Regions from separate parts of the Homo sapiens genome. Here all the other regions are linked to region 3. Evidence: chromatin loops called from intact Hi-C (ENCODE). Cell type or tissue: endothelial cell of umbilical vein. All regions are shown on one strand.

Region 1 (4,000 bases), 300 kb after region 3:
TCAAGAGACAAGGAGAAGGAAGGCCAGGACTTTGAGCCTTTCCACCTCATGCAAGAGTGTCCTCTGAGCCTCCACTGCTCAACTCAAGCACGTGTTTTTAAACATTCCAAAGCACTCCCAGTTGCAAAGGAGATGTTGTAGGATGTTAGGTCTCAGCACAAGGAACCCAAACCTTCAGGGGCTCTCCTCTACATTATGCTCCCATTTTTCTCCCAAAATATCGATCTCCACCCACCCTAGACATAGAACTGGAGAATAAGTTCCAGTTTCATCCCTTTGCAGATCTTAGGGGGACCCATCAAATTCCCAGCCACTGGGTGAAAATCAGCAGCTTCTTTATAGGACCTGAGTTGCCTTCCTAGAGGATCCTAGAGGAAAAAAAAAAATCTTATCCTTCAAATACTGCTGTCTTCCAAAATACGTAAGGACGCCACGGTGAATCATAGTGGACACCCTGCATTGGTTGGGTTATTATTTATCCTAGAAGCTTGGGTTCTTGGAGCCCTAGCTTATTTAAGCAACAAAGTCCCTCACAGCCCACAGGTGAGGAAGTGAGTGTAACAAAGAGATCATTGGACCTAAAATCAAAACACCTGTCAAATCCCGGTTCTGCCACTTACTAGTTATGATCTTGAGCCAGAGACTTAATTTCTTTGAGCCTCAGATTCCTTTCTGTAAAATAAACAGTTGTGTGACTTACCTTACAAGGATCATTGTAAAAGGAAAGAAGACCTATGTAAGATTCTGTGTTGAAAGAGCTCAGTACATAATCATGTATTTTAAAAATTAGATGTGGCTTTAATTTTTAAATTTTTCTCATTAAATTTGACAGCAAATTATGTTACTTGGCTATGAATTTAAACCTTGCTTACGTCTCTTATTTCTGGGAAAAAACAAAAAACACCTGCAAGGTTATCCCACTGCTGATTCCTGAGGGGAGGTCCCTCAAGGGCACATAAGGTGACAACTCCTCCAGCATGGACAACAGCCACCCAGAGATGCCAGGGAAGAATAGAGGGAACTCTCTTCTTTTTCCAACTTTCCACGTAATTTGTAATTGTTGTTTAAACTCTCAATCCTCCTGGTGATATGATAGGCTCAACTTTCCAAGATACTGAAGTTGAAAGAGTTTAAAAAAAAAAAAAAAAAAGGTATAACCAGGAAAGTTAGCTTTAATAATCTCCATTCCAGACATTTTAACCCACTTGAAAGGGGTAATACTTACCCCCCAAAACCTAAAGGGTGACTGTTTTGAGCATGAGGTGTGGGGAATAGAGATTAGCGTGAGAGGGAGGAAAGTGTTAAAATAGAAAGAGGCAGAGAGGAAATGAAATAACCTTCCTACCTCTTATCCTTGAGTGCTTTCAAGAGCCTGTCTGGGGCCAGGAGCCCCAGGAAACACCAAGGCTGTTTCTTGCCTTCACCTTTGGGCTGTTTTTTACTGCCATTCATTAAGAAAATCTTTTCCATCAGCCTTATCATCCTTTTCTTGGCTCTTGGTCAGGTTGAGTCAGACGTGGAACATTTACTTTCACAAAGACTAACCAATCTTTTGTCTAGACGCAGATGTCTTCCACCAAAGCTTGTTGATCAGGGTCATGAAAGAGGCTGGTAAACACGTAGGCCCTTTTGTGTAACTGAACACTGTGGGGGGAAGACTGAGGACAGAGGAAATGGAGAAAATGGGGGGAGCTAGGAATTTGTTGATAGCATATAAAAGTGGGCAACTGAAAGCACTGTGAACTCTCTTTGTTTGAAAAGTGTAAGGGGACTAGTTTGTAGTATCCCTAAAAAGGTTTGCAGATCAAGAGTGGAACTGGGTTTCAAAGGCCCCAGGGCCTTTTCTTGTCCTGTTGCCTCTGCCTGGACCATTTTCTGTCCTTCCTCTCTACTTCCTCTTCCCGGGCCAACTTTTATTCCCTCTCCCAGTCTTTTGCTAACAGCCACTTCCTCAGGAAAGCTTTCCCCAGCCCCTGCGGCTAGGGCAGGTTGCCCCATTACCCACTCTCATCACACCCTGCACTTTGCCAGTGCAGCTGTCTTCAGTACTATAATTAAATGATGATGTGTGCACAGCTATTTGGACAATGACTACCCATATTCATTAGTCGTTGGGCATTTTGTAAATTATCTTATAATTGAGCTAATTGTAATCTTTAAGCAGTAATATTACACAACAAAAACGTGTATAATTATTATTAAACTAATAATGTTGTCTCTCTGGCTAGATATTAACCTCCTTGAGGGCAGGGACTGCTTGGACCTGTATGTAATGGGGTGCCCAGTGCCTGATACTGTGCCTAACACATAGGTGGAGGTCAAAATATATGTTGAATAAATCAATGTATGAGTTTGTCCATGAGGGCAATAAAGGGGAAAACGTAAGGGGAAAAGCATCCAGAGAATAGTTCCCACTGGTTTAGGCTAGACAAGCAATGTACCAATGTTTTGGTTGCCCCAGAGTCCCTAGTACGGAGCTATTTCCTACATCATTCACCATCCTGAGCACAGAGACCTTCTGAAGTCTTATTCCATTGTTGCCTTTAACAGCAAAGAAAAAAGAAACTTGGAAGCCAGCTCCCTGGATGTACTGTATATCTTTTGAAAACAAAAAGTGGTCTTTGGTCATTTCAGAGAAATTTTAAATTCATGGTAATATGAAAAAGAACTCATTGTTTAAGAAAAATATTTTGGCCAGGCACAGTGGCTCATGCCTGTAATTCCAGCACTTTGGGAGGCCAAGGCATGAGGAACATTTGAGACCAGGGGTTCAACACTAGCCTGGGCAACATAGTGAGACCCCCACTTCTACAAAAAAGAAAAAGAAAAAGAAAATTATCCAGACATGGTGGTACATGCCTGAGGATAGCTTGAGCCCAGGAGGTTGAGGCTGCAGTGAGTTGAGGAAAATAAACGTCTCATTTCTCATTCCAAAACCACAGGGACACTTTACTACAAAAGTATGATTGCACCACTGCACTCCAGCCTGGGCCACAGGAAAAAAAAAAAAAAAAGAAAGAAAAAGAATATTTTCAAGGAGTGAATTAGACTATAGTTTTGGAAGTCTGATTCATCCTTCATGTAGTGTATGTTATGTTGCATTAGCCATCTTTCCATGAAGTTCCATCACTAGATAAATGAAATTGAGCATGTCTCTGCATAGGTTTGGTCCTTCAGAGGTATTGTTGATTCTACAAAAGCAGAGACAGTCTCATGCCTATCTTTTGTAAATCCAGGACACTATGGTGTCTTGGGCACAGAATAATCACTGATGAGATGAATAGGTGCACCAAGTCAAGAGGTCCTTGAAAGGTCCCCCATTAAACCTATGTTATCCCCCCATTAGTTTACCTCACAAAGCATGATTCCATTCTTAGGGGAAAGTTTCACAAAATGGCTCTCATATCTCCCTCTCTGTAGACTCCTAACTTATTGCAGCCTGGTTTCTCCTGGCCTTCATCCCATGATGTGTACCAGCTCAGTGTGTCTCCTTCCTGCTCTCTCCTGCTCAGCCCTCTCCCAATCCTCCCTCTATCTTTTTGATCTTCAAAGGAGTCAGACAAGGAGCACATCCCCCTCCAGGCAGTATTCTCTGCCAGTCTTTTCAGATGACTGTATTTTCCTGGTCACAAAACGTCCCCAGTGTCCAACATCTTCTTGAGTAAGCATCTACATAAAGGAAGCAAGTCATTTCATGTGTGCACTTCCATTAATAGATTCTCAGGATCAGCACCCCAGGGATCTTTTACAAGCTCAGTGGAAGTATTAATAGCATCCTACATTAAAAGATACTTTTTAAAAAGTCTGTTAATTTAGTCAACATTCTTAGCCTATACATCAATGTCAAAGCAATGGGATAGCCAAGATCCTTGAGCACTGGTGGCCTTAATGTGCTGCTAGTGCGATGGTGATGTTCTTAAATTTGTAATATGTCTTCACTTAATTGTAGCTTGATTTCTTTTGAATGAGCTTATTTATTTTAAGACCTGGGTCTGTGCTT
Region 2 (4,000 bases), 300 kb before region 3:
GGGCAGGGTGGTGGCAGAAGCATCCCAACCAGACTGGTCTTGCTACACCAGGGTCTCTCTCCTTGGTTGTGGTACATTCACAGGCCTGGCTGTCCTGCTTTCTGTCAATCATGTGAGCCCACCAAACCCTTCCAATGAAAGCTCTTTCAAAGTAGCTAGAGGGTTTGAATGGATGTTTTCGTTTGTTTATGTTGTTCAAAATGAAGGAATCCTAGCTGGTAGACAACTTATTTCCAGCCCTTATCAACTCTCTCCTGGAATATTGCAGTAAATTTCTTACCTGATTCCATATCTTCCATGTTCCTATCCTTTATTAAGTTTTCTACATTCTTTCCAAAGTGTTATATGTAAGAAAAATTTAAAATCAATGCTGACTTATTCTTGATTTTTAAGATAAAAAATCAACTCCTAAAATTTCTCATGTTCCCATGCCCTGTGCCCATGCTCCAAAATTGGAGCCTGTGATGCAGTGGAAAGAGCATGGCATTTAACTTGAGATCCAAACTTGAAACATGTGGCTTAGCATGTTCGTTAAACTTTTTCATCATTAGTTTTTCGTACGCAAAATGAAGAATATATACTCCTGGAGTGCTTGTGAGCGTTTGATGGGATAATACAACTCCAGCTTTTGCAGCGTGATACATTCTCAGTAGATGGTAACTCCCCTACCTCCACCTCCTTCCCTAGTGGGGCTTGCTGCTCCCTGATGGATCTTGATAAACTCTGGATGAGCTTGGATGCCCTGGAGGTCCCTGGGGTTAAGAAATTGGATGCAGCATCAGGGCATTATGGTACTTGGTTTTATGGCATGGCAGTCATACATGGCATTTTAGGGAAGACAAGAGAGCATGGGGGAAGAATCTGACATTGTGTGTTGAAGCAAAAGGATTGTCATTTGCAGTGTGTTCCTGACAGCTCTGGTTATACAGGTGGGAGAACCGGATGCTTTATTATGAATCAGTCAATCTCTTAAGCAAGTGTTCTTTAAAGTATTTTGATTGCAAATTGCAAAAAATAGTTGCAATTCAGGGCCAGATGCCATGTTTATTTCTTGGTTCTCAGCCTACTCTTAGCAGATAAAAATGACCAAATGTGAGCATTCTGTGTGCTGTGCAGAAGTAACTATCCCTACCAACAGCTATGTGCACCTATGCTCATTTTCCACGGAACCTTCTTAAACTCTTCATGTTTGAAGTGGCCTATTTGTTCTTGCTGCCAAAGTTGAAAGAAATGTTAGCTAATTATAGAGAGGGAGTTTGTCTAACAGAAGGGCTTTTCACTAGAAGCTGAAGGGAGCTGTTTCCCTTTTGGATCAGCAATAGCTTGATGGGTTTGAAAAAGTACACAGTATCATCTAATAATTTCTAATTGGACTCACTTGAGAAAATACATAATGGAGATTTAGATTATAAGGTAGGGTAAGAATATTTGTGTTGATGTATATGTTAAACTAGCAAAATGGGTATCATCTCTGCTCCACTGGGGCTTATAAGCCAAAATGAACATGATGGATCTATAAGTAACAGGATAGGCTCACAGAAGCAGTATCACTTTTTGAGATATCAGGATTCTGAATGTCAACCAAATATATGAGAGTAACCTGCACAGGAGTGTTTTGCTCTGGCAGTGAAATTGTAAATTGCCAGCATAACATGATACTCAAGGGGAATGGCAGAGGGGGTTGCCGGAGGAAGGGTATTTTTATTTCAATGTAATTAGGGAAGGTTTCCTTGCAGAAGTGATGAATGCTTTCTTTTTTGTGCTTTCCTTGAGGCATTAAAAAAAAAAATCTCTATTCTGAGATCTTGGCAGTTCTTTCCAGGAGCTGAATTTGTCCCCTTTGCCCCTTCTCTACACCTCTCCCAATTGCTCTAGATCCAAAGAAACCATGATCTGAGCTGTGAAGTGTTCAGAGTCCTAAGTTCTAACTCCAATGAAGCTCTCACCTTACACAGTACCACATCCAAAAGGGGCCCAGGGCTTTTCTAGGGATCTGTCCTCAAGTTGGAAGCCAGGGGTTCTCTGGGCTGAAAGTCTTTTTTGATCAGAGAAGCCAAGCAGGGTGACACCCCAGTCCCCTGAAGAGGCCACAGAACTTCAGATATATATTTCACATCATAGCACTCAAGTTTAGGCAGTGTTTTGGACAACAAATGTCTGGGGTGGAAATTGCGTGTATGCTGACCGTGAAAATGAAATTAGAGTGTTCCTCTGTCCTTGAGAGCAGGAATTCCATTGTTTGGCCCCATGTGACCTAAATTTGACTCTGAATATCTTTGGATACCACTAATAACCATGACTATTGAATGGTGGGAAGGTGATGACATGAATTTCCTCAAACTCAGAGGGACATTCCAGAGGGAAACTGGGTGACTCCAGTGTTAGCTCTTTTTCTGCTTAGCTATCAGGGGAGTGAATTGTACCTCAACTGGTTCTGGAGCCTTCATTCCTTATCTCCATTAGACGTCAGGAAATGTCTCTAAGCCCTAATCACCCGATGGTATTTTATAAAGCACTATGCCTAAGCTTCCCTTTTCAGTTGAAATGTTGAGGACTGAAGTGGGCAATGAAGACCTTGTTTCTTTGGCTACTAGCCAACCTGGATTAAAGAAGAAAAACAGCTTTGACAGAATTTCTTTTGAGGTGGTCCAAAGACTGTTTTCTGGAACATAAAAAGCATCTATATTCCACTGTGATTTTGTTAACTGTTTGCAGTAAAGTTTGAAGGTGTTTGGCCCAATCTGAATACCAGTTAACCCACGATCTCTGTTTGATACATCTATCCCCAGCTGGTGACATGCTCTTATTAATCCTTTGATCTAGTTGGGTATCTAGTGTGTGGTGCTGAAACAAAATTTTACCCTGTGCACGAATCTCGCTTCTCCATCTTATTGAAAGATGAAAGCATAAGATGGGACATGAGGCAGAAGACAGGGTTTTGGTATCCAGTTCTGGGGCTTGAGGACATTTTAAGCCTCAATTTTATGTATAAAATGGCAACAAAGACTTCTATTTGTCACCATCATTGAAAATAATCAGATGAGATAATGAATTAAAAGTGCTTTGTACATCAAAAAGCCCTGATTAAACAAACACTACTTCTAAACAACTTGATGAATACAACTCCTACTAATATAGACAGGCTAGAAGCAAACTTTAAGCATAGATCTAAATTTTCAAGGAATGGAAAGTGGCTCAATCTTAAGTATCTTTTCACATGACTTGCTCTCTGTTTGGACATTTCCGAGAACTGAAAGTTACCATGTTGCTAGAAACTCATACAGTCATTGGAGGTGTTCTTGGTGCTGAGTGATAGAGCCACTGGGGGTGTTATTTCCCAACAGAATTTCCATTGTCTGCTGAATTTGTTTTTGTTGGCTTGACTCTTCTATTGAAATCTCCCTGATATCCTGTTATTAGGAAACTTGGGGATTATTTTCCCTTCTGTAAAATGGGGATAATATCCCCTAGGGTTTTTGGAAGATTTACGATGAGATATTCTCTGTAAAGTACTTACGATAAAACGTTGTCCACAATATGTATATAATAAATGTTAACTATTACTATTATTGCTGTTATTACTTTGATTACAATTATTGGGTGAATGACAAATTGTAATGGTCACTTTTCTCCCTTTGACCAGTCATTGACTAAATTAAGCTTCAAGTGCTTTTGGAAGGAAGAATATGTGAGATATCTAAGAAAAGTTGATAAAATGTTATCTTCTTTGATAATAGAATGACCAATCGTTGACTTTTTTTTTTTTCCTTCTTTTGAATGACAGAGAAATGCCAGCTCCCTGTAAACATGAGAAAGCCCAGATGAAATAAATAAGGTGCTTCACATTCTGCCTCTCAGCCACATGCTCTGGGCAAGAGATTCTAATTCTTCAGAATAGCCACTTCCCAAGTTCAAATGGGGCCATCCTTCTTCTCTGGCACTGGCAGTGAGTGCTGGGGCAGTCTGTATCATGTTATGGCAAATTACCTTGAGGTCACAA
Region 3 (4,000 bases):
CTCCCGGTTCAAGTGATTCTCCTGCCTCAGCCTCCCATGTAGCTGGGATTACAGGCGCCTGCCACCACGCCTAGCTAATTTTTGTATTTTTAGTAGAGACGCGGTTTCGCCATGTTGGCCAGGCTAGTCTCGAACTCCTGACCTCAGGTGATCCGCCCGCCTCGACCTCCCAAAGTGCTGGGATTACAGGCATGAGCCACCACGCCTGGCCCTATTATTTTTTCTAATTAACAGATGAAGGAACATATTAAGCAATTTGCCCAAAATCACAGGCAAGAATTTGAACCCTATTAGTCTGACTCCAGAGCTTGGGTCTTAGCAGCACCAAAGGTAACAGTACCTATGTTTAAAAGGATAAAATTAGGAATTTATTGAAAAATATAAGTGGTCAAGCTGGGATGGAAAACTAGTTTTGTTGTTGGTCTTTTTTCATTCCCAAGCAAGAACATGTTTTACTGCCTATCCCACTGAATTCTAGCCAAAGATTTCTCTGTAATAGAACAATAGAATAACTTTCCAAAATATGGTAAGAATGCAGATAGACTAGCAGTGGAGTAAATTCCCTTTCTCAAAGCAGGCAAGGAGGGTGCAGAGGGGTTAATCCTGATGACCCTTGTCAAGGGAGGACACTCCCAGATATAGCCTAGGCCATAAGGCCCAAGTCTCTTCTCTTTCTGAAATTCTGCTCTATCCCCTTTTAGCTTGTGAACCCAAAACTGGAAAGCTGCTTGGCTCTGTTTCCTCAGTTTTTGTTCTTGACATAGCAATCCAACGTTACTTACTCTTCATTTACTCTACACCTACCCCATCCGTCCTCAACAGACCATGATATCAGACCTTGGTTTTTAATTCCCCTCCCTTTCACTTAGTGCTTTAGGAAAGACATTGTTGACATTGGACCAAACCTCACTATTATTAACTCAGACCTGAGATACTTCTTCTGGTATATAACATTGTTTAACAGATTTCAAATACTCCAAACTGGATTTTCTTAAACCTCTAATGCAGCAGAATCATAGAGATCTTTAAAAATATGGATTCTAAAGAAAACATGACCTTGAAATAGACATATAGTTACAAAATAGGAAACAAAAAGCGTTAAATGAGAATGCACATTTCATGACAATTACTCGAACTTACACATGTAATTCTGTGAACTTTTCTGTGTGTTATACTTTAAAAAAACAAGTTTACCTTCAAAAGTATATGTTTCTGGGGTTTTTCTCCAGGCCTCATGAGTCAGCAATTCCTGCATTAGAGTCCAGGAAATTTTATTGTTAAATTGTCCTTAGTCATTGAGATAAGCAATTAGTTTGGCGAAGTACCAAAACTCCTAGGAGAGCAAATAGTATGTTAAGAATTCTAAGGCCAGGAGGATGAGGTTTATTTCCCACACAGAGAATGATTCTGGAAAACAATTAGATTGGGAAAATGTGCATTTCACTCCTACAAAGTCATGTGCCACTGCCTGGATGAACAGAGTATATATGTGATGCAGCCCCCTATTTTAGTCCACTAAGAGCCACCTTTCTTCTTTCAACTGCAGCCTATAGCTGTAGAGACAAGAGCAGAACTGCAGAATGTCACCATTTGAGAGGCCCTTTACCCACATTCTTGTCCTGATGAGTCACTCACTGGTTAAATACAGTAGGTAACCTTTGTGTGCTGAATCCCAGCCTCTGAAATCATGCAGCAGGCCAACTCACTACAGTGAAAAACAAGCCTCCCCTTCCTCCTTCTGTGGTGGCAATAACTCAGTTGTGGGCTACAGGAGATCCTTGCGTGCCAAGTGAGCAAGTTATGGGGTTCCTGGTAAAGAGAAGTTGCTTGTTTGGATCAAGTTAGATGGATGTAAATTTTGAAAAGGCCAAACAAATGGGTGATGCTCTCTTGTTTAGCATTTGTACTAAGTTATCTTCACAAAGAGCTATACAAAGGCTTAAAATAAAATCAACCAGTCTCAATTCTTCCAGCCTGGGAGAAAAGAAACGCCCATTAGGACACTGATCTTTAAGATGCTACCTCCTTCAGAAAAGTGGCAAAATGACCACAAGATGTTTGTGTACTAAATGTGTACTAAACTGAATGTACACTAAACCAAATTCTTGAAATTCCATCCATTTACCCTTTCACCCATTTCCAAAATTACACTTCCCCAGTCTTTCCACCTAATGAGTGGCTCCACTATTCACCATGATAATTAGGTGGAAAACCTAGGAGTCATCCTTGCCTCCTCCCTTTTCTCATACTCACTATGCAATCCATGAAACCATTATGATCCCTTATCTGGTGTAGTTGATGCTGTTCTGCACTACCGCAATGTCTCCCTTTAGAACTAAAGTACACATTCCATATGACTTCAGCAGAAGTACTGACCGGAAGACATCAGCCATTCTGTCACTGTCCACCCTACAGCTGGTACAACAGGTGTATTAACAGAATAGCCATGGTCACAAGAGTGGAGCCTATGCTTGGGCCCATCAGTATGAGATTTCACTTACCAAAGCTCATTTGGTTATTACTGCCACTAAGTTGTTTTTTGTTTGGTTGTTTGTTTCGTTTTTTTTTAGATGGAGTCTTGCTCTGTTGCCCAGACTGGAGTGCAGTGGTGTGATCTCGGCAACCTCCGCCTCCTGGGCTCAAGCAATTCTCTCGTCTCAGCCTCCTGACTGGCTGAGACTATAGGTGTGCGCCACCACACCTGGCTAATTTTGTATTTTTAGTAGAGACCAGGTTTTGCCATGTTGGCCAGGCTGGTCTCGAACTCCAGAGCCACTAAGTTTTTAATATTCCAGCCATAAAGACCAAACTGGAGTCCCCAGTTTGGTAGCACCCTAAGTGAGATGAATCACCCACATGCTGGTGAATTAACTACACTGGATCACTTTCATCCTGGAAGAGGTTTGCTTTGCTTAATTGGACTTAACTCATATTCCAGCTACTAGCTTTGCCTTTCCTCCCTGCAGGGCCTCAGCCAGCACTGTTATTCAAAGGCTTAGAGAGAGTGTGATCCAACAACATGAGAGCCAACATAATATACTATCATATAATTGCAGATATGTATTGCAATATACGTAACTGCAGAATCCACTTTACAGCATCAGAGGTTCAGCAGTGACCATGGGATCCACTGGAGCTACCACATGCTACAGTACCCAGAGACTTCTGACCTGGCAGTGCTGTGGACTGTCCTTGTGAAGGTGCAACTCTGGTACCAGCTTGCCGATGAAGTACGTACCCTAAATCAATGACCATCGCATGATGCTGTATTATCAAAAAGGAAGAATACATGGATATGGGAACTGCATAGCAGAAATAAGGGTAACTCTGCTTACCTTCACTCCCAGTGACCCACTTGGGTAATCTGTGCTTCCCATCACCACCACTCTAGGTTTTGTGGGTCTGTGTTTCCCAGAGAAGGAACACGTCCACCAAGGAACATATGAGTTTTATTAAACCTTATAGTTCAACAACCACCCAGTCACCTTGAGCTTCTTAGCCAAGAAAGCAACAGACAAGGAAGGGAATCACTGCCATAGTCGAAGTAAATGAGCCTGTTTGTTAGGAGGCAGGACTGCTCTATCACAGTGGAGTCAGGGAAGAACACATTTGGCACCCAGTGATCCACAGGGAATCTCTTGGTTATCCTCTGACCCATTTGACAGCACATGGGCAACCAGAAGGGCATGGTGACCAGAGCTCGGACCCCTTAGGAGTGAGTGTCTGAGTCTCTCCATTACATAAGCTACTGGGCCAGCAGAGGAGTGAGCCAAATGCAGAGAAGCTAGAATGGGTAGTAAAGAAGGTAAGTTTTAGTTATAGTCAAGAGACCAGTTTTTTCCCCTGGAAAAACAGACTAGTAAGAATCCTAGAGCAGCTACTGCCAGATGGGATGAAGAAACAGGAAGCAGCTGGATGCAGATGGCACGGGGGTTGATTGTTGTTGATACCCAAATGCCCCTTAAGGTTTGAGCCACTCATTCCCCCAGTTGCTGGAAGT

What was found. A loop is a pair of places that touch in the nucleus more often than their neighbours do. Peaks named below come from ENCODE experiments on the same cell type or tissue, not always from the same donor. Only the 100,000 strongest peaks of a DNase experiment are listed, where the experiment ranks them.
Region 1: it touches region 3 in a loop (11-fold over the local background); 4 of 110 quality-filtered maps call a loop at or near these places.
Region 2: it touches region 3 in a loop (7-fold over the local background); 7 of 110 quality-filtered maps call a loop at or near these places.

What each region holds. Positions count from the first base shown.
Region 1 is chr15:39,428,609-39,432,608 of GRCh38, forward strand. No RefSeq gene overlaps it. Among named protein-coding and RNA genes, the nearest start is that of THBS1, 150 kb to the right of the region's middle. In endothelial cell of umbilical vein, no CTCF peak of the experiment used is centred here; DNase peaks (open chromatin) are centred at 1,543 and 2,393; H3K27ac peaks cover 3,925 bases.
Region 2 is chr15:38,826,008-38,830,007 of GRCh38, forward strand. No RefSeq gene overlaps it. Among named protein-coding and RNA genes, the nearest start is that of LINC02694, 130 kb to the left of the region's middle. In endothelial cell of umbilical vein, no CTCF peak of the experiment used is centred here; DNase peaks (open chromatin) are centred at 2,354 and 3,294; H3K27ac peaks cover 3,716 bases.
Region 3 is chr15:39,126,784-39,130,783 of GRCh38, forward strand. All of the region lies in intron 1 of LOC105370777 (a long non-coding RNA gene), which reads right to left. Among named protein-coding and RNA genes, the nearest start is that of LINC02915, 120 kb to the right of the region's middle. In endothelial cell of umbilical vein, no CTCF peak of the experiment used is centred here; DNase peaks (open chromatin) are centred at 878, 1,508, 1,638 and 3,968; H3K27ac peaks cover 3,903 bases.